Linked DNA regions of Homo sapiens: region 2 is linked to region 1. A link is an interaction called in ENCODE POLR2A ChIA-PET data of the cell type or tissue named here. Cell type or tissue: B cell. All regions are shown on one strand. Links, peaks and the distances in the headings refer to the core of each region. The heading gives the core; the rest is flanking DNA. Region 1 overlaps DNM2 (dynamin 2). Region 2 holds the start of MIR1238 (microRNA 1238).

The links. Peaks named below come from ENCODE experiments on the same cell type or tissue, not always from the same donor. Only the 100,000 strongest peaks of a DNase experiment are listed, where the experiment ranks them.
Region 2: POLR2A ChIA-PET joins it to region 1 with 9 read pairs; 4 of 35 experiments call an interaction of 5 or more read pairs at or near these places.

Annotation. Positions count from the first base shown.
Region 1 is chr19:10,817,807-10,823,636 of GRCh38, reverse strand. DNM2 (dynamin 2) reads right to left here. Exons shown (of 21, transcript NM_001005361.3): 16 at 3,548-3,657. Among named protein-coding and RNA genes, the nearest start is that of MIR199A1, 3.2 kb to the right of the region's middle. In B cell, for the core only: no CTCF peak of the experiment used is centred there; a DNase peak (open chromatin) is centred at 3,251.
Region 2 is chr19:10,548,830-10,564,128 of GRCh38, reverse strand. ATG4D (autophagy related 4D cysteine peptidase) reads right to left here. Exons shown (of 10, transcript NM_032885.6): 6 at 15,095-15,225; 7 at 12,154-12,232; 8 at 12,008-12,084; 9 at 11,805-11,924; 10 at 10,711-11,244. The coding sequence ends at 11,062. KRI1 (KRI1 homolog) reads left to right here. Exons shown (of 19, transcript NM_023008.5): 4 at 1,292-1,400; 5 at 2,284-2,338; 6 at 2,413-2,462; 7 at 2,864-2,960; 8 at 3,049-3,126; 9 at 3,681-3,817; 10 at 4,193-4,319; 11 at 4,421-4,516; 12 at 4,600-4,770; 13 at 5,890-5,965; 14 at 6,069-6,157; 15 at 6,234-6,360; 16 at 6,447-6,577; 17 at 8,780-8,844; 2 more. The coding sequence ends at 10,178. MIR1238 (microRNA 1238) reads right to left here and starts at 12,007; the gene lies at 11,925-12,007. It also overlaps the pseudogene RNU7-140P. RefSeq lists enhancers at 9,700-9,779, 9,810-9,859, 9,880-10,049. In B cell, for the core only: no CTCF peak of the experiment used is centred there; DNase peaks (open chromatin) are centred at 9,968 and 10,887; H3K4me3 peaks cover 544 bases; H3K27ac peaks cover 4,288 bases.

The DNA.
Region 1 (5,830 bases), core at 143-5,142:
AGTGACGCCTACACAGAAGAGCGCTGTGCACAAGCTCGGCAAGTGTCTGAGTTTCTTTGTTTCTGTTGGATCAGCTGACTCTTCTCTTTTCCTGGGCCCCCAGAGGTGGGCATGTGACCCTCGACACCAACTGTGGCTGGGAAGCTCCCACTGGGGCATTTTCAGGAAAGCCCAGAGCAGCACTGTCCACCAGAACTTTATTATTATTATTATTATTTATTTTTTTTTTTTGAGACGGAGTTTCGCTTTTGTTGTCCAGGCTGGAGTGCAATGGCGCAATCTCGGCTCACCGCAACCTCCACCTTTCGGGTTCAAGCGATTCTCCTGCCTCAGCCTCCCGAGTAGCTGGGATTACAGGCATGCGCCACCACACCTGGCTAATTTTAGTATTTTTAGTAGAGATGGGGTTTCTCCATGTTGGTCAGGCTGGTCTCGAACTCCTGACCTCAGCTGATCCGCCCACCTCGGCTTCCCAAAGTTCTGAGATTACAGGTGTGAGCCACTGTGCCCGAATGTGTTTTGTTTTGTTTTTGAGACAGAGTCTTGCTCTGTCGCCCAGGCTGGAGTGCAGTGGCGCGATCTTGGCTCACTGCAAGCTCCGCCTCCCGGGTTCACACCATTCTCCTGCCTCAGCCTCCCGAGTAGCTGGGACTACAGGCACCTGCCACCACCCCAGCTAATTTTTTGCATTTTTAGTAGAGACGGGGTTTCACCGTGTTCGCCAGGATGATCTCGATCTTCTGACCTCGTGACCTACCTGCCTCGGCCTCCCAAAGTGCTGGGATTACAGGCGTGAGCCCCCGTGCCCGGCCTGTGTGTTTTTTATAAAAAAAGTTTTGGCTGGGCACAGTGGCTCACGCCTGTAATCCCAACACTTTGGGAAGCTGAGGCAGGAGGATCAACTGAGGTCAGGAGTTTGAGACCAGCCTGGCCAACATGGTGAAACCCCGTCAATACTAAAATACAAAAAATTAGCTGGGAGTGGTACTGCATGCCTGTAATCCCAGCTACTCGGGAGGCTGAGGCAGGAGAATCGCTTAAACCTGGGAGGTGGAAGTTGCAGTGAGCCAAGATTGTGCCACTGTCTCCAGCCTGGGCGACAGAGTGAGACTATGTATCAAAACAAAACAAAAAAATTTTTGTAAAGTTTAGGCATGGTGGCTCATACCTGTAATTCCTGCACTTTGGGAGGCTGAGACAGGGGGATTGCTTGAGCTCAGGAGTTGGAGACCAGCCTGAGCAACACAGCAACACCCCCATCTCTACAGAAAATACAAAAATTAGCTGGGCATGGTGGTGTGCGCCTGTAGTCCCAGCTACTCGGGAGGCCGAGGCGGGAGGATCACTTGAGCATGGGAGGTGGAGGCTACAATGAGCTGAGATCATGCCACTGCACTCCAGCCTGGGTGGGTGACAGAGGAAGACTCCATCTCAAAAAAAAAAAAAAAAGAAAAAGAAAAAGAAAAAAGAACCAGGGTCTCAAAGCTGGGAGATAAATGGAATGGATGCTAAACAGTGCTTGCAGATGGTGGTCTACAGGCCAGGCCCCGTGCCACATGCCACGCACATTTTCCTGTCCCACATCCAGGTGTGGTTAAGACAGCCAAGCTGCCCACAAAGCCTTTAAGTGAGAGTTGGGTTTGTGGTCAGCAAGTGGCTGCCCCGAACGACCTCTGGATGAGGTTGTGTGGGGAGAGGCATGCCCTTGTAGCTCCTCCTCTCCTTCCTGCTGCTGCCTGGGACATCATCACAATGGCTGGAGTCTGGGCAGCCATTTTGGACAAAGAAGTAGAAGTCGGGGTTTTGGGCCAGGTGCAGTAGCTCACACCTGTAATCCCAGCACTTTGGGAGGCCGAGGTGGGTGGATCACCTGAGGTTGGGAGTTCGAGCCCAGCCTGACCAATATGGAGAAACCCCGTCTCTACTAAAAATAAAAAATTAGCCAGGCGTGGTGGTGCATGCCTGTAATTCCAGCTACTTGGGAGGCTGAGGCAGGAGAATCGCTTGAACCCAGGAGGCAGAGGTTGCGGTGAGCTGAGATCGCACCATTGCACTCTAGCCTGGGCAACAACAGCGGAACTCCGTTTAAAAAAAAAGTCAGGATTTCATGGCAGGCCTGTCCCACCGCAGAGCTCGGCTTCTGCATATCAGGTGGAATCCTGAGGAACATGCAGGGCCTGGACCCTGATGCCTGTGGAGCTGCTCCACTTTGCCCGGGATACTAAAGTCTGGACTTAATTTACACAAAAAACTATCAACCATCTTATCTTGTTTTTGCAGCTACTACTCTGGGTTTCCTGAACCTGCTCTTAAAAGATATATCAGATAATATTGTCACCCTCCCTGTACAGGAGGCACACGGCTCAGGGACCTGGGACAGCTGCCAGGTGTCATATGGCCAGGGGCAAGCCTAGAAGAGCTATGAAGGTTTTCACGGCCAGCTGGTGGACAAATGGGTCTCGAGCTTTAGGCCAGCCAGAGCAAAGCAGGAGGGAACCAGGAGACTCAGCTGGAGTTGGTGGGTGTAGCCAAGCAGTAGGCAAGGAGGTTCTGGGGCCAGCAGGGAGGACGTCAGTGCCTGCCTACAGGTCTCAGGGTACCACCGGGCCTTTACTGACAGCTAATCCCTGACTCAGGTGGGCCCTGCTTCCTGGATGAGCGTGATTGTGTGAGCATGGGAAGAGCCCTCCTGCCAGCTGGGTTTCTTCCTGAGAGCAGTGTCTCTGCTAAAGTCTCCAGCTACGCCTCATGGGACAGATGTACTGTGAGCTTCCTGGGGCCTCCCATTCTCCAGCTTCACTCTCCTGGGAGCTCATCTGGTTTCGTTCCTTGAAATACCATCCACGCAATGGTGACTGCCCAGTTCACATCCCAGACTGGAGCTCGTTCCTGGACATCACACTCCTCGATCTACCCAGGTGCCTCCCTGATGCACCCTCTCCCTTGGCATGGCCTAAATGGAGCTCTTGGCTGTCTCCAGGCCTACCTGCCGCTGCCTTCCCCACCTCGGCCAATGGCAGCAGCTGGGCAGTGCAGGAGCTCAGGCCCACGTACTCAGGGTCACAATTGGTGCCTTTCTCTCTCATATCCATGCCCACCAGGGCTCCGCCTGACTCTTCTACCCAGAATCTGCACCCTCCTTCCCTATGGGTTCTGGCCCCATCATCGCCCACTTGGACAAGGCAGCGGCCTTTGCCCTCGTCCCCCATCTCTCACCCTCTCATACTGTTTCCCTCTCAGCCACCAGAGGGCTCCTGCAAGCACCTGAGCCAGGTCCTGGTCACCCTGTGCTCAGAACTCTCCATGGCTCCCACTGACTCGGAGCCTGCCTTCATCCTCATCTCTGCCCAGAGAGGTCATCTCTGACCCAGCACGGGAAGCATCCCTGGCATTTGCTATTTCTCACGTGACTCCCCTTTCTAAAAGCTGGGTCCCAAGGGCAGGGACTGCTGACAGCCAGGTGCTCAGTGCTCAGTGAAGGTTGTGGAGTGTGAATGAGGCCATTGGTCTTCACCCCGAGCCATCCCCAGGCCCCTGGGCCCCTCACCTCTGCTCCGTGTTGAAGATGGCGAAGACGTGCTTGTTGGACATGAAGCCCTTCTCCACATCACGGATCTTGAGGTTGTCCAGAGGCAGCATGTACTTCTTCTCTTTCTCCTGAGGGTGGAGGGAAAAGAGTCACCCTGAGCGGTCCACGTGACAACTCAGGATGCCCCAGGCCAGAGCGTGTAGCATGCGCCACCACCAGCCCCGGGGGCTTCTCAATGCTGGTCGCTGCTGTATATGAGCCCATCTGCCGGCCCTTCCCCGTCCGTCACTCTGTCCCAGCCACGCTGCCCTCCATGATGCTCCCTGAGTATCCCACCTGGGTTCCTACCCCAGGGCCTTCGGACGACCGGGCTACTGCCTGATCCTGACACTTGCATGGCTCCCTCCTGCCCTAACTCTACCCGCACCCTCCCCACCTCCATCCTCCTTTTCCCTCACACAACACGTCACGTATCCTGCGCTTGTTGACCTAGGTGCCTGACTGCCTGTGCTTATTGACCTAGGTGGCTGACTGCCACTGGACTGACTCAAGTTTCTCCAGGGCAGGGACTCCTGTTGAGTTCACTGCTGACATGTGGCTGACGGCACGCACAACACAACTGCCCCTCGCCTTGCACGAAGTGAATGGAACTTTTATCTGGGCTCCATCTTTGAAACGAGCCTAGGAGTGAGTTACCTCTGTGATGCCATTTTACAGAGGGGAAGACTGAGGCAGAGAGGAGCAGGGCTGGGATTTCAACCTTGGCCGCTTTAGGACATCTTGGGGCTGGATAGGTCCTGGGCCAGGTGCTGCAGAAGCCTTACTCCCTTTCTTTATTATTATCATTATCATTATTTTAATAGAGATGGGGTCTCGCTATGTTGCCCAGGCTGGTCTTAAACTCCTGGGTTCAAGCGAGCCTCCCAGAGTGCTGGGATTACAGGTGTGCACCACCGCACCTGCCCTATCACTTGCTTTCTAAGGTTGGCCCTGTTCAGGAAGCACCAAGTGCCAGCCACGGCTGTCCAGACTGCTAGGGAGGCAGCTCAGAGGTGGGCCCCTCGGCCAGGGGCAAGGGGCTGGCGAGTCACGGAGCTGGGGGTGGCACCCTGGAGTCCCACACTCACCCAGTGATGTGTGTGCCCACCCGCCACAGCAGCAGCTCTTGGGGACCCATGCCATGCACTGCTTGGTCTCAGTTCACGGATCCCTCCTAGCTCAGAGAGGGAAGCTGGCTGCCGAAGGCCACACGGCAGGCAGCGCAAGCCACAGCAGGACTTCAGAGGCCAGGTCTCTGTGACCCAAAGCCCAGTCCTCCCCACAGTGCCCCTGGCCCTTCTTCTCCCTGGGCCGTCTCTGGAAACTCCTCTCATGTCCCCTCACTGCGCTGCCCCAGCACAAAGCCTAACCTGGCTGCCGCCTCCAAGTTCAGGAGCAGCCACAGTGACTGTGGAGAAGGCAGCGGGGGCTCCCTGGCAAGTGGGGGCCAGCTGGGACTGTCAGGACTTTGCAAGGGGAGCCAGGATGAAGCAGTGGGCTTGGCACATGGGCTCAGCCTCAGGGCGTTAGGAGCTCAGCATGGTTGAGGTGATGCCAGCCCTGCCCTTTCCTGGCCGTGTGCCCTCGGGCAAGCCACTTCCCCGCCACCTCCCATTTCATCTCAGTTTCCTCATCTATCCAAGGAGGATGGAGGAGCTTGGTGCCCACTGCAGAGCTGGTGCCCATGAGCACCCGGGATTTTCTTTGGTTGCTCTTGTGAGCGGCTCCAGGATTAGCCTGCCAGGCTCTAGGCAAAGAAGTAGGGCAGAGCATAGGAAGAGGGGCCCGGTGGCCATGGAGGGAGCAGAGCATAGGAGAGGGGCCCGGTGGCCATGGAGGGAGCAGAGCATAGGAGAGGGGCCCGGTGGCCATGGAGGGAGGGATGCCGCTGCGGACCCAAGGGAGGGAAGGTGATGAAGAAAGCCTGCACCCGTCATCCCAGGCAAGGCTGGGTAACACAGGGCCTGGGTCCCTCCCACCTTTCGGGGAAGAGTTTTGGGGGCTTTAGAAGGGGCTAGGGGAGGGGGCTCTGCAGAAGCCCTGCCCCCGGCTCGGACGTTTGCCCAAGGGCCTTTGCTGCCCTGACCCTATCATATCACGCGGCCGGAAGCTTCCAGCCAGCAGGGCCAAGTAACTGAGTCACAGGCCATTCCAGCTAATGCCACATCTGGAACTGTTTACAGTGCGATTCCGCCGAGAAATCAGTGGCCGCCTTCCTGGTGCTGCCGGCACGCACGCGTGCGCGCGCGCGCACACACACAC
Region 2 (15,299 bases), core at 7,797-12,796, 270 kb after region 1:
TGTTGCCCAAGCTGGAGTGCAATGGCATGATCTGGGCTCACTGCAACCTCCGCCTCCCCGGTTCAACCGATTCTCCTGCCTCAGCCTCCGGAGTAGCTGGGATTACAGGTGCGTGCCACCACGCCCAGCTATTTTTTTGTTATTTTTAGTAGAGATGGGGTTTCACCATGTTAGCCAGGCTGGTCTCGAACTCCTGACCTCAGGTAATCCATCCGCCTTGGCCTCCCAAAGTGCTAGGATTACAGGCGTGAGCCACTGTGCCTGGCGGCAAGACCCCATCTCTACAAAAGATTCAGAACTCAGCTGAGCATGCTGGTGTGCGCTTATAGTCCCAGGTATTTGGGAGGCTGAAGTGGGAGGATTGCTTAAGCCCATGAGTTCAAGGCTGCAGTGAGCTGTGGGCTAGGATGTTGACACTGCACTCCAGCCTGAGCAAGAGTAAGACTCCAACTCTCAAAAAAATTAATTATAATAATTAATCAGGCTGGGCATGGTGGCTCATGCCTGTAATCCTAGCACTTTGGGAGGTTGAGGCGGGAGGATCACTTGAGGTCAGGAGTTCGAGACCAGCCTGGCCAACATGGTGAAACCCCATCTCTACTAAAAATAACAAAAATTAGCTGGGCGTGGTGGTGCACACCCGTAATCCCAGCTACTCAGGAGGCTGAGGCAGGGGAATCGCTTGAACCTGGGAGGCGGAGGTTGCAGTAAGCCAAGTCACGCCATGCACTGGGCAACGGAGTGAGACTCTGTCTCAAAAAAATAATAATAATGGCCGGGTGCGGTGGCTCACGCCTGTAATCTCAGCACTTTGGGAGGCCGATGCAGGCAAATCACCTGAGGTCAGGAGTTCGAGACCAACCTGACCAACATGGAGAAACCCCATCTCTACTAAAAATATAAAAATTAGCCGGGCGCGGTGGTGGGCACCTGTAATCCCAGCTGCTTGGGAGGCTGAGACATGAGAACAGCTTGAACCCGGGAGGCAGAGGTTGCAGTGAGCCGAGATCATGCCATTGCACTCCAGCCTGGGCAACAGAATGAGACTCCACCTCAAAAAAAAATAAGTAAATAAATAATAACAACAATAATAATAATCAAAGCAGGAATTACTGACTGAATGACCCCAACCCCACCAGATGGTGACAAGCACAATACTCTTGGACAGCTGGGAATTGGTGGATTTGGGATTTGAATCCTCTGTCTAACCCTGGCCCTGCCCTGTGGGATTCTCTGCCACGGCAAAGAAGGGGGTTGTGGGTGATGGCAGGTGTCTTTGGTGGGTTAACAGCATCGTCATCAGACAGTGAGGAGGACCCAGAAGCCTTGGAGAAGCAGAAGAAAGTGCGGCCCATGTACCTGAAGGACTACGAGAGGAAGGTTATCTTGGAGAAGGCAGGGTATGGAGAAGGCCTACATCCCCACCCCCTGGTTCCCAGCCCTGTCAGGTCTATGGGGGTCTTAGGGGCAGGAGAGGGAAAAAAGCTGGCAGCCTGGGCCGGGCATGGTGGCTCATGCCCATAATCCCAGCACTTTGGTAGGCTGAGGCAATAGGATCGCTTGAGGACAGAAGTTTGAGACCAGGCTGGGCAACATACCCCGCCTCTACAAAAAAATTAAAAATTAGCTGGGCATGATGATGTGTACCTGTAGTCCCAGCTACTCAGGAGGCTGAGGCAGGAGGATTGAGCCAGGAGATGGAGGCTGCAGTGAGCTATGATCAGGCCACTGCACTCCAGCCTGGGCAACAGAATAAGACCCTGTCTCAAAAAGAAAAAAGGCCGGGCATGGTGGCTCATGCCTGTAATACCAGCACCTTGGGAGGCTGAGGCGGGCAGATCACCTGAGGTCAAGAGTTTGAGACCACCCTGGCCAACATGGTGAAACCCCGTCTCTACTAAAAATACAAAAATTAGCCAGATGTGGTGGTGGGCGCCTGTAGTCCCAGCTACGTGGGGAGGCTGAGGCAGGAGAATCGCTTGAATCTGGGAGGTGGAGGTTGCAGTTTTCCGAGATCATGCCACTGCCCTCCAGCCTGAGGGATAGAGCGAGACCCTGGCTCCAAAAAAGAAATGCTGTCACCCATGATTGGAAAAGAAAAAAAAAAAAAAAACGCTGGAAACTCACCAGAATCGCAGATAGCCCTGAGAGCAGGAGTCTCAGTGATTCCATAGCCCTCCGATGACCCCCGCCAGCTGTTGCTTGGAATAGCTGCTCCGCATGGGCATGGGGACAGGCGGGCCCTGGAAGATATATTCTGAAGACCCCACTTTTCCTTTACAGCAAATATGTTGATGAGGAGAACTCAGACGGGGAGACTTCCAATCACAGACTCCAGGTGGGTGGGGTGAAGGCTGGGTCGGGGGGCTGAGGGGCCTGGGGCTGGCCTGAGACCTATGGCCCTCTCTGCAGGAGACATCGTCGCAAAGTTATGTGGAGGAACAGAAACAGCTCAAGGAAAGGTGAGGCTGGGTGGGCGGGAATGGCCCAATGGAGGAAAGTTGAGGCTCGGGGGTTGGATAGGCACGGGTTCAAATTGAGCTCTGTCACTTTCTATGTGCTTCAGTTTCCTCATCAGTTAAACGGGGTTAATAACATCACAGCACTGCTCTGAGCTTGTTGAGAGGAGAGCTCAGGGCTTAGTAAATGGGGTTAATCTTGGGGCAGCCAGCCAGGTGAGGTGGCTCATGCCTGTAATCTCAGGGCTTTGGTGGGCAGAGGAGGGAGGATCACTTGAGCCCAGGAGTTCAAGATCAGCCTGGGCAACATAGTGAGACCCCAGCTCTACAAAATAAAATAAATACTGGGGCAGCAGACAGGGGCCAGCCTGCCTGTCCTGAGGCTTGTTTTCTCTCGTGGGCAGCTTCCGGGCATTTGTGGAGGACAGTGAGGACGAGGACGGCGCTGGGGAGGGCGGCTCCAGTTTGCTGCAGAAACGTGCCAAAACCAGGCAGGAGAAGGTGGGTACTGGGGCCTGACTGGACTGCTGGGGGACAGGGTGGCGGGTGGCTGGGCATCTGCGGATGCTCAGTGCTAGCTTTCCCCCAGGCCCAGGAGGAGGCCGACTACATCGAGTGGCTGAAGGGACAGAAAGAGATTCGGAACCCAGATTCCCTGAAGGAACTGGTGAGTTCTCACGCATGGTCGCTGATGGAGTAGACCGCGTGTTCCGCGTCCATCCAACCTATTTACAGAAAGTAACCCTCTGAAGATGGGATATGTACATCTCTGGGCCTCAGCTCCTACATCTCTTTAAATGGGGATAGGCTGGGTGCCGTGGTTCACACCTGTAATCCCAGTGCTTTGGGTGGTCAAGGCAGGAGGATTGCTTGAGGCCAGGAGTTTGAGACTGGCCTGGGCAACATAGCAAAATGGCTCTACAAAAAAATGAAAAAATTAGCCAGGCATGGTGGCATGCACCTGTAGTCTCAAATACTTGGGAGGCTAAGGTGGGAGGATCTTGTGAGCCCGGGAGGTTGGGTCTGCAGTGAGCTATGATCACACGACTGTACTGTCACCTGGATGGCAGAGTAAGACCCTGTCTCGAAATAAAAATAAGAAACCAAAATGGGGCTAATGTCACCTACTCCAGAGGCTGGCTGTGAGGTCCATGTGGTGAGCATGCCTGCCCTCCTTCCCTGTCCTCCATTGACCAGAGTCCTGTCTCCTGTCACCCCCAGACGCATCTCAAGGAATACTGGAACGACCCTGAGTTGGATGAAGGGGAGCGGTTCCTGCGGGATTACATCCTCAACAAACGCTATGAGGAGGAGGAAGAGGAGGAGGAAGATGAAGAGGAAATGGAGGAAGAGGAGGGGTGAGCCACTGCATCTCCCCAGGACCTAGATTTTGGGTGCGCTTCATGAAGTATTCCCAGGCGGCACTGGCCAGGAGGCAGAGGGCACCATGTGTGTATTTTTTTCACAGATGGTGGCAGAGTTAGTCTTCTGTAAGGCAGAGCCACAGAGTATAGGCTCTGGAGCCAGGTGGCACTGCCTCAAATCCTGGTTCGGCTTCAAGACTTTCATGCCTCAGTTTCCCCATCTGTAAAATGAGGACAATAGCAGCGTGCACCTTGTAGGGTTCTTGTGAGGATTAAATGAGTTCATACGCTTCGTACCCAGGCGTGCAGGAAAGGGGGGCTCGACCTCACTTGGCTGGCCCCCTGGCATCACCACATCTTGCCCCTCAGGGTCCACGGTCCCCCAGTCCAGCTGGCTGTGGACGACTCCTCAGACGAAGGGGAGCTGTTTCTGAAGAAACAGGAGGACTTTGAACAGAAGTACAATTTCCGTTTCGAGGAGCCGGACTCAGCATCGGTGTGTGGCTGGGGCTGGGGAGGACTCAGCCCCCAGGGTTCAGGCCCAGGGAACCCCACATCATCTCTGCGGCCCTTGTGGGCTTTTCTGATTGCGCCTAGGTCAAGACCTACCCACGCAGCATCGCGTCCTCCGTGCGCCGTAAGGATGAGCGCAGAAAGGAGAAGAGGGAAGAGACTCGGGAGCGAAAGAAGAGGGTGAGTGTGGGGGGTGAGCTGGGGAGGACCCCCCAGCCCTGGAGGAAAGCCCATGCCCTCCCCCTCTCTGCCTGGGCCTGCAGGAGAAAGCAAAGAAGCAGGAAGAGCTCAAGCAGCTGAAGAACCTGAAGAGGAAGGAGATTCTGGCCAAGCTGGAGAAGCTGCGGAAAGTAACAGGCAACGAGATGCTGGGCCTCGAGGAGGGGGACCTTGAAGACGACTTCGACCCTGCCCAGCACGACCAGCTCATGCAGGTGCGGCCCTCATCCCGGCCCAACATGACGCTGAGTTCACACAAACATGGCTCTCACTGGCCACGGTGGCTCACGCCTGTAATCCCAGCACTTTGGGAGGCTAAGGCAGGCAGATCACCTGAGGTCAGGAGTTCGAGATCAGCCTGGCCAACATGGTAAAACCTCATCTCTACTAAAAATACAAAAATTAGCCAGGTGTGGTGGTGTATGCTTGTAATCTCAGCTACTTGAGAGGCTGAGGCAGGAGAATTGCTTGAACCCGGGAGGCAGAGGTTGCAGTAAGCCGAGATCATGCCACTGCATTCCAGCCTGGGCGACAGAGGGAGCCTCTGTTTTAAAAAAAAAAAAAGACCTGGCCGGGTGCAGTGGCTCACACCTGTAATCCCAGCACTTTGGGAGGCCGAGGCAGGCGGATCACGAGGTCAGGAGATTGAGACCATCCTGGCCAACATGGAGAATCCCCATCTCTACTAAAGATACAAAAAATTAGCCAGGGTGTAGTGGCGTGCACCTCTAATCCTAGCTACTCGGGAGGCTGAGGCAGGGAATCGCTTGAACCCGGGAGGTGGAGGTTGTAGTGAGCCAAGATCTCGCCATTGTACTCCAGCATGGGCTACTGGGTGAGACGCTGTCTCAAAAAAAAAAGATCTTAGCCGGGCGTGGTGGCACATGCCTGTAATCCCAGCTATTCCGGAGGCTGAGGCAGGAGAATCGCTTGAAACCGGGAGGCAAGGGTTGCAGTGAGCCGAGATAGTGCCATTGCACTCCTGCTTGGGCAACAAGAGCGAAATTCTGTTTCAAAAAAAAAAAAGACCTGGGGCCTGAGTAGTGCACCAGGTGGTGGGCACCACAGGGGCGAAGGTGGGTAGGACGGCGAAGAACTGTGGATATGTGGAACTGAATGGCGGCCAGTACATCACAGGGTAGACAGCAGGGGAGTTGGCGGAGGATCCTGGACATGCAGGGCCTCCCACCTCAGGAGCTAGGTGCTGGGAGGGCTGTAGGGAGCCCTAGCTGTAGGAGTAAAGTTGCCAAGGAGGGGGTCATTGGCGGCATCGTAGGGGGCTCAGCTCCTATGTCTCGAGTGGGCTCTGGTAACCGCCAGCCCTGACCCTGCAGAAGTGCTTTGGGGACGAGTACTACGGGGCCGTGGAGGAGGAGAAGCCACAATTTGAGGAAGAAGAAGGGCTTGAAGGTGAGATCAGCTGGGGCACTGGGCTGGGGATTGGGGACTGGGGACTGGGACTGAAGCCCAAGGTCCCACCCTGGCCCCACCTGTCTGTTCTCCCTGCATCCAGACGACTGGAACTGGGACACGTGGGACGGGCCTGAGCAGGAGGGAGACTGGAGCCAGCAGGAGCTGCACTGTGAGGACCCCAACTTCAACGTAGGTATCACGGGTTGAGGGAGTCCCAGGGGCCCTGACGGGGGGCTGGTGGGATCTGACCTGTGCGTCCTGGCAGATGGACGCCGACTACGACCCCAGCCAGCCGAGGAAGAAAAAGCGCGAGGCCCCCTTGACGGGCAAGAAGAAGCGCAAGTCGCCCTTCGCCGCGGCCGTGGGGCAGGAGAAGCCCGTGTTTGAACCCGGTGAGGCCCAGGTGGGCAGGCCGTGGGTAGGCAGGGGGCACCGCGGGGCCTGGCATAGCCCAGCAGCCTGGCTCTGTCTCGAGCAGGGGACAAGACGTTCGAGGAGTACCTGGATGAGTATTACCGGCTGGACTACGAGGACATCATCGACGACCTGCCCTGTCGCTTCAAGTACCGCACAGTGGTGCCCTGTGACTTTGGCCTCAGCACTGAGGAGGTAGGGGCCCCGGGCAGGCAGGGACACTGCAGGGGGCACCAGGTATGCCGAAGGGGTAGAAAGCTGGCCCTGAGTCCCAATCTCTGTTGCTCAGAAATGCCACAACATGGCAGGCTGTTTCTTCATCTTGAAAATGATAATATTCGGTTGGGCGCAGTGGCTCATGCCTGTAATCGCAGCACTTTGGGAGACCGAGGCAAGTGGATCACCTGAGGTCAGGAGTTCGAGACCAGCCTGGCCAACGTGGTGAAACTCCGTCTCTACTAAAAATACAAAAAAATTAGCCAGGCATGGTGGCAGGCGCCTGTAGTCCCAGCTACTTGGGAGGCTGAGGCAGGAGAATCGCTTGAACCCAGGAGGCAGAGGTTGCAATGAGCCGAGATTGCACCACTGCACTCCAGCCTAGGTGACAGAGCGCCAAAAAAAAAAAAAAAGAAATGCTAATAGTCCTAATGACAGTGCTAATAACATTACCTCACCTCAAAGGTAATATTACTACCTTCTACAAGGTGGGGGCTTAAAACAGTGCCTCACCTATGGCACGCCCCGTAAATATTACTTCTTTTTTTTGAGACATAGTCTCGCTCTGTCACCCAGGCTGGAGTGCAGTGGTGCCAACCTCCTGGGCTCAATTGATCCTCCTACCTCAGCCTCCCAAGTAGCTGGGACTACAGGCATGTGCCACCATGCCCAATTAATTTTTTTTAATTAAAAATATTTTTTGTACAGATGATGTTTTACTGTGTTGTGCAGGCTGGTCTCGAACTCCCTGGGCCTAAACAAGCTTCCTGCTTTGGCCTCCCAAAGTGCTGGGATTCTGCGTGTGAGCCACCACACCCAGCCAATATTACTTTTTATTTTTGTTTATTTTTTGATTGGTTGATTGGGACAGTGTCTTGCTCTGTCACCCAGGCCGGCATGCGGTGGTGCAAACTCAGCTCACTGCAAACTCCGCCTCCCAGGTTCAAATGATTCTCCTGCCTTAGCCTCCCAAGTAGCTGGAACTACAGGCATGTGCCATCATGCCCAATTAATTTTTGTATTTTTAGTAGAGATAAGTTTTACCATATTGGCCAGGCTGATCCCAAATTCCTGGCCTCATGTGATCTGCCTGCCTCAGCCTCCCAAAGTGCTGGGATTACAGGTGTGAGCCACCAGGCCCAGCCAATATTATTTTATTCCTGTCAGTATGTATTAGCAGCAGTCTGGCTGGTAAGACTTGGTAGCAGGGCTGGTCACACTGGCTCACACCTGTAATCCCAGTACTCTGGGAGGCTGAAGCAGGAGGATCACTTGAGCCCAGTAGTTCTGAGACTAACCTGAGCAACATAGGGAGATCTAGTCCTAGCTACTTGGGAGGCTGAGGTAGGAGGGTTGCTTGAGTCCAGGAGGTTGAGGCTGCTGTGAGCTGTGAGCCTGCCACTGCACTCCAGCCTGGGTGACATAGTGAGACCCTGTCTCAACAAAAGACTTGGTGTCCTCTGGAACCAGGGGGCCTAGGTGGGTTCAAGCCCTGGCTTGGCTGCTCACCAGCTGAGTCTTTGGACAAATGATTCCCCTATCTGTGCCTCAACTCCCCATCTGTAAAGTGAGACAATAATTGATAGCACCCCAACTTTGGTGACTATGGAAGGAACAGAAATGAGACCAAAGTGTGTGGCACCTGGCAGGCTGTGGGTACCTACTATGCCTGACTGATGACGGCTGAAGGTGCACGACCATTTTCATGGTCAGTAAAAATAGCCGATGTGTACTAAGCTTATACCATCGGCATTCAATCACTTCCTCTTTCTGATGGCCTTCCAGTAGGTTTGGAAACAGGCCTAGAGGCTGGGAATGACAGTTTCATATGTAATTAGGAAGCCTGGTGGTTGGCAGCGACCCCTGCCCGTTCTGAGGCTTTGGGGATGGCCGGGTATGGGTGACAGCTCAAGGGCCCTGAGGCTCAAACTGGAATCAATTCAGCCAACTTCCCAGCCATCTGGCCTAGGGCAAGGATCCGTTCTCTGAGCCTCAGTTACCCCATCTGCTGACCTCTACAAAAATCATTGGCCTCTGTAGAGATCAGCTGTCTCTGGCCATCATGGCAACCCTGCTGGGTGGTAGCGGCATTACCGTTTTGACTAATGACATGACTTAGGCTCAGGGAAGGCCCCGCCTGGGCAATATCACAGCAGGTCCCCACTCTCCCTTCCCACGCAGATCCTCGCTGCTGACGATAAGGAGCTGAACCGGTGGTGCTCCCTAAAGAAGACCTGCATGTACAGGTGATGGGGCGGGGCGCGGCGGGGCCACATGCGCAGGGGGCAGGGCGGGCAGCCTCGGGCACTTCCCAGAGCACCCAACACAGGGGCATCTGTCTGCAGGTCAGAGCAGGAGGAGCTGCGGGACAAGCGGGCGTACAGCCAGAAGGCCCAGAACTCATGGAAAAAGCGGCAGGTCTTCAAGTCACTCTGCCGAGAAGAGTAAGCAGTGCTGGCTGGGGAAGCGTGGGTGGGGAGCCTGTCAGGCCCAGGCTTGAGTCTTGGCTCCGTCAACCTCTTGTTGCATGACTTTGGGAATGCAGCGCCCCCCGCTCTGAGACCTGGGTTCGAATCCTATATGGGCACCAACGTTGTGTGACCTTGGGCAAGTCGCTACCCCTCTCTGGGCCTCTTTCTCATAAGATGGAGATAGAGACGGTTCTGCCTTATCAAGTTGCAGAGGATGAAATGAGTTAATTCTCGTAAAGTGATTAAGATATGGTAAATGCCCCATAGGTCTTAGCTGTTATTAGGATTGCTTTCGCCCAGTCTAGAAGGCAGGGGTGATAGATGCACACAGTTTATTTAGAGCTAAAATGAGGCCAGGTGTGTGCTCCAACCTATAATCCCAGCACTTTGGGAGACTCAAGCGAGAAGATCGCTTGAGCCCAGGAGTTGGAGGCTGCAGTGACCTATGGTAACGCGACTGCACTCCAGCCTGGGCGACACAGCAAGACCTTGTCTCTAAGGAAGAAAAAGGCTAAAATGAGTTAATTGATGTGACTAGCTTAGGGCAGGCCCAGGCACAAATACCAGAATCCTCAGCCTCACAATCTAGTCTTTGGGTTCCGTAGAAAAGCGCTGGCTTTGGCCTGAAACCCAGGTCTGAATCCCAGGCAGGCCCTCGGTCGCTGTGCGGCTGCTTCACTATGCCCCTCCTTTCCCTGTCTGTAAAATGGGGCATGCGTGCTCAAGAATGGGCCTGATCTTGACAGGCCTGGGCTGAGCCCTGACTTTTCTCCCTCAGGGCAGAGACACCTGCGGAAGCCACAGGGAAGCCACAGAGAGATGAAGCCGGCCCACAGAGGCAGCTGCCAGCCCTTGATGGCAGCTTGATGGGGCCGGAGAGTCCCCCAGCACAGGAAGAGGAAGCCCCTGTATCACCCCACAAGAAGCCAGCCCCCCAGAAGCGGAGGAGGGCCAAGAAGGCACGGCTGCTGGGCCCCACTGTGATGCTTGGTGGATGCGAGTTCAGCCGCCAGAGACTGCAGGCCTTTGGCCTCAACCCCAAACGGCTGCACTTCCGCCAGCTGGGCCGGCAGCGGAGGAAACAACAGGGGCCCAAGAACAGCTCCTGAGCACCAGGGAGCAGGCAGGGGCCTCAGGCTCCTCTCCTCAAATCAAGCCCTGGACAGGTCTCGCACCCACAAGTACTATCTGCTGCAGAGATCCTCTCATCTGTGGCCAGGCACGCCTGTAATCCCAGCACTTTGGGAGGCCGAGGTGAAAGGATCACTTGAGCCCAGGAATTGGAGACCAGCGTGGGCAACTTAGCGAGACTCCATCTCTACAAAATGTGGTGACACATGCCTGTAGTCCCAGCTACTCAGGAGGCTGGGGAAGGAAGATCACTTAAGGCCATGAGTTTGAGGCTACAGAGAGCTATGATTGCACCACTGCACTCCAGCCTGGGCAACAAAGCAAGACCCTGTCTCTTGAAAAAAAAAAAAAAATTAAAAAACACGTGTAGCTGTGGGTAAGGAAGTCGTCCCATTTTATGGATGTGGAAACTGAGGCTGACTTAAACTTCCCGTGACTTGGAGCTCTCACCTCGAGACACCTCCCAGACCCCACATCCCCTCAGAACGCTGCGCCCAGCCACACCCACGATCAAGTTACACAGCTTTATTGGCCCCCAGCAGCCACAGTTCCCCCAAGGGGGCTTTGGGACAGGGAGGGCCCGGGCGTCCAGTGCAAACTACAGTACGTGAGTCAGGCCCTGAGGGGGGTGCCCGGGGTCCTCCTTCCCTACCCTGCCAGGAGGGCCCCGCTGGTGGGAGACAGGTGTATGGGCTCTGTGGGCTCTGTCCCTGGCTGAATGGCCCCAGACTGGTTGCAGCTGGGCTTGAGGGGCTGACAACAGGAAGTACCATCATCACTGCCAGAGCTCAAGATCCCACACCCGACATGACATAAATAAAAAAATAAATAGTGTTGTATCTTTCCCCTCATCCCCTCCCTTTATAAAAACACAAAGTCCTCAGAGCTGGGGCGTTTGGCCCTGAGGAGCCGCCCTGTGCGAGGGAGCCGGAGTGTGGGCTGGGCGAGCTGGGAGCAGAGGTCGTCCAGGCTGTGGTCCTGAGCATGGCCCTCGGCCAGGGTGAACATGGGGTACCGCTCTGTGGCTGAGGAGGAGCTGAGGACCTGGCGGGAAGAGGGAGACAGGGTCAGCCACAAACAGTGCCAAGCCATATTCCTTAGCCCAGGTTTATTTAGTAGGTGCTTCTCAGGACCACCTCTCCAGGAGAGAGCAGCCAATCAGCACCTTCCATCCCCTGGCCACAGTGATTGGCTCAGCCATGAGCATGTGACCCAGCTCAGCCAAAGACTGACAGTCCTGGGATTTTTGCTGCAAAACCTGCGTTTCCCTTCCAGTGACCACAGGGTGGGTGCCCAGAATGGCTGGTGGCCATCTCTCGCCCCCATAAGGGTAGAGTCCTGGTCGGACAGCAGGGCCAAGAGACAGGGAGGGTTCCCACCACTTGAGCCCCTGGATACAGCTGCCTCCAAGGGATGATGCCTTAACAGTGGGCTTTGGCGTTCCCACCTTTTCAGGGGTGGACATTCTTCACATTTCCCAGGTTAGGACCCCTAGCCTGGAAGCAGCACCCCAGCTCTGCTGGACTCGAGGCCTCTGTTCCTCTTTCACCCCCAGCCCTGCCCAACCGCCCCCCTCACCCCACTCCAGCTTTCCTCTTGCTCACCCTGGTCAGCTCTGAGCAGAGTGTCTCAAACTCCTTCCTGTCTCCAGCATAGAAGCCCACGGTACAGCTTGGGTCCATCTTGGCAAAGGCCATCTTGCGGGGCGAGGTGCAGTGGAAGGACTGGGGCAGACAGACGAGGAAGGCTCAGAGGCTGGGCTGCCCACCCGCCATGGCCCCAACCACACACTGGGGCTCCCACTCACCTCCAGGGGGAAGTCGGCCTGGCTGACATCCACAGTGGGCTGGCAGTAGTGAGGGTCCAGGTACAGCAGGAAGTCATCTGCAGGGGGTGCAGGTGTGAGTGGGGGTGCGGTGGGGGGTGGGAGGAGTGAGGAGGGGGTGGGCCTACCTTGGTAGCCAATGAAGTACAGTGAGTGTCGCGGTTTCCCACCCATGATGCCCAGGCACAGCTCGCAACGCAGGAGTTCCTGCAGGGAGGAGGGTAGGCAGGTGCTGTCAGGCAGCCACTCAACAAACGCTTGGCAAACACCTCCTCTGTGAGAACCCAGCCTCTGGAGGGCAGCAGTGATCAAGACCACAAAACCCTTGCCCTCAGGAGCTGACATCCTAGTGTGAGAGACTAACAAGGAAGATGATTACATGAATTTTTTTTTTTTTTTTTTTTTTGAGACGGAGTCTCACTCTGTCACCCAGCCTGGAGTGCAGTGGCCCAATTGGCTCACCGCAACCTCCGCCTCCTAAGTTCAAGCGATTCTCCTGCCTCAGCTTCTCAAGTAGCTGGGATTACAGGCACCCGCCACCACACCCGGGTTAATTTTTTGTATTTTTAGTAAAAATGGGGTTTCACCATGTTAGCCAGGCTGGTCTGGAACTCCTCCTAACCTCAGGTGATCTGCCCGTCTCGGCCTCCTAAAGTGCTGGGATTACAGGCTGGAGTGCAGTAGCACGATCTTGGCTCACCGAAACCTCCATCTCCTGGGTTCAAGCAGTTCTCCTGCCTCAGCCTCCCGAGCAGCTGGGATTACAGGCGCCCGCCACCACGCCCAGCTAATTTTTGTATTTTTAGTAGAGACGAGGTTTCACCATGTTGGCCAGACTGGTCTTGGACTCCTGACCTCAGGTGATCCACCTGCCTCCCAAAGTGCTGGGATTACAGGCGTGGGCCACCACGCCCAGCCAATTACATGATTTATCTCATGTGTTAGAGGTGATAACTATATGGAAAAGAATAAAAGAGGGAAGGGAGCCTTGTGATTTTAAGTAAAGAGGTCAAACATTACAGCTCTTTTAGAATTTGTCTCAGGTTTTCTGGTTCTCACTGGAAAACCCCCCACGCAAAAAATATTTTAAAACAGGAGCCAAGCAGTGGCTCATGTCCATAATCTCAGTACTTTGGGAGGCCGAAGCGGGAGGATCACGAGGTCAGGAGATCGAGACCATCCTGATTAACACAATGAAACCCCATCTCCATTAAAAATACAAAAATTAGCCAGGAGTGGTGGCGGACGCCTGTAGTCCCAGCTACTCGGGAGGCTGAGGCAGGAGAATGGCATGAACCCAGGAGGTGGAGCTTGCAGTGAGCTGAGATCATGCCACTGCACTCCAGCCTGAGTGACAGAGCAAGACTCCGTCTCAAAAAAAAAAAAAAAAAAAAAGCCACATGCATCACTGCTGAAAGAGTGCTCCAAGCAGCAGGGGCAGCAAGCGCAAAGGCCCTGAGGTGGGAGTGTCTGAAATAGGTGAGGAGGCCCCTGTGGCTGCAGCAGAGTGTGGGAGGAGGATATGAGGTCAAGGTGGGGGATATCCCGACATCAAGAAGGTGGTGTGGACAAATAGTGCCGGGCTCTGTGGGTCACTGGGAAAACTGGCTTTTATTCGGATGCAAATACATAGGGGACTTTCCAGCCTCAGGGTCTCTGTCTTGCTGTTCCTTTTGCCTGGAGCACTTCTCCTCTGGCTCCTCATTTGCCTGGTGGCTGCAGAGGCGCTTTTCTAGGCTCTGCTGCTACCCTCATCTGCCCTTCATTGGGTTACTGTTTTTTTAAAGTTGTGTAGAGGCTGGGTGCAGTGGCTCATGCCTGTAATCCCAACGCTTTGGGAGACCGAGGTGGGTGGATCACCTGAGGTCGGGAGTTCAAGACCAGCCTGGCCAACATGGGAAAACCCCATCTCTGCTAAAAATACAAAAATTAGCCGGGCGTGGTGGCATACACCTGTAATCCCAGCTACTTGGGTGGCTGAGGCAGGAAATTTGCTTGAACCTGGGAAGCGGAGGTTGCAGTGAGCCAAGACGGTGTCACTGCACTCCAGCGTGGGCAAGAGAGTGAGACTCGAATATTTTCAAAAAAAATTGTGTAGAGATGGGGGTCTCACTATGTTGCCCAGACTGGTCTCAAATGATCCTCCTGCCTCGGCCTCCCAAAGTGCTGGGATTATAGGCCTGAGCCACTGTGCCTGGCTTCATTCCAAACAGTGATGCTACTTTGGTTACATAGCCACTGCTGAGCATCCTCCCATCAGAACGTCTGCTCCCAGCAGGCACACTCAGAACTCCTGCCTATTCTGTTCCCCTCTGAATCCCCAGCAGTCGGGACAGTGGGGAGCACACATAGCAGGTGCTGCATAGTATAAAAAAAGAAGGGATGGGCCGGGCGTGGTGGCTCACACCTGTAATCCCAGCACTTTGGGAGGCTGAGGTGGGTGGATCACCTGAGGTCAGGAGTTTGAGAACCAGCCTGGCCAACATGGCGAAACCCCGTCTCTACTAAAAATACAAAAGTTAGCCGGGCGTGGTGGCACACGCCTGTAGTCCCAGCTACCTGGGAGACTGAGGCAGGAGAATTGCTTGAACTCGGGAGGCGGAGGTTGCAATGAGCCAAGACTGTGCCACTGCACTCCAGCCTGGGCAAAAGAGCAAGACTCTGTCTCAAAAAAAAAGGGATGGCCCGTGTGGTGGCTCACGCCTGTTATCCCAGCACTTTGGGAGGCCGAGGTGGGCAGATGACCTGAGGTTAGGAGTTCAAGATCAGCCTGACCAAAATGGTGAAACCCTGTCTCTACTAAAAGTACAAAATTAGGTGGTCGTGGTGGCGCATGCCTGTAATCCTAACTACTTGGGAGGCTGAGGCAAGAAAATCGCTTGAACCCAGGAGGCGGAGGTTGCAGCGAGCCGAGATCACGTTATTGACCTCCAGCCTGGGCAACAAGAGCGAAACTCCATCTCAAAAAAAAAAAAGTGATGAGGGCTGCACAAACAGCAGCCCTAACACAAACTAAACAAGTCTGGAGGGCTCCCAGGTGGAGGTGTCCTAGAATTCAGCTGAACCTACCTTCACGCAGGGCACATACACGGGGTTGAGAGTCTCGCCACCCAGTCGCACGGGCACCAGGATGACCACAGACTTCCACTCGGCTGTGGGGTCTGGCCTGGCCACCAGGCGTGCCACATCCGCCTTGTACACTGGAGGGACGGGACAGCAGCAGGTCACCTTCTTGCCACCCTTCAAGCCCCAGCGTAGCCCTCTAACCCCAGGG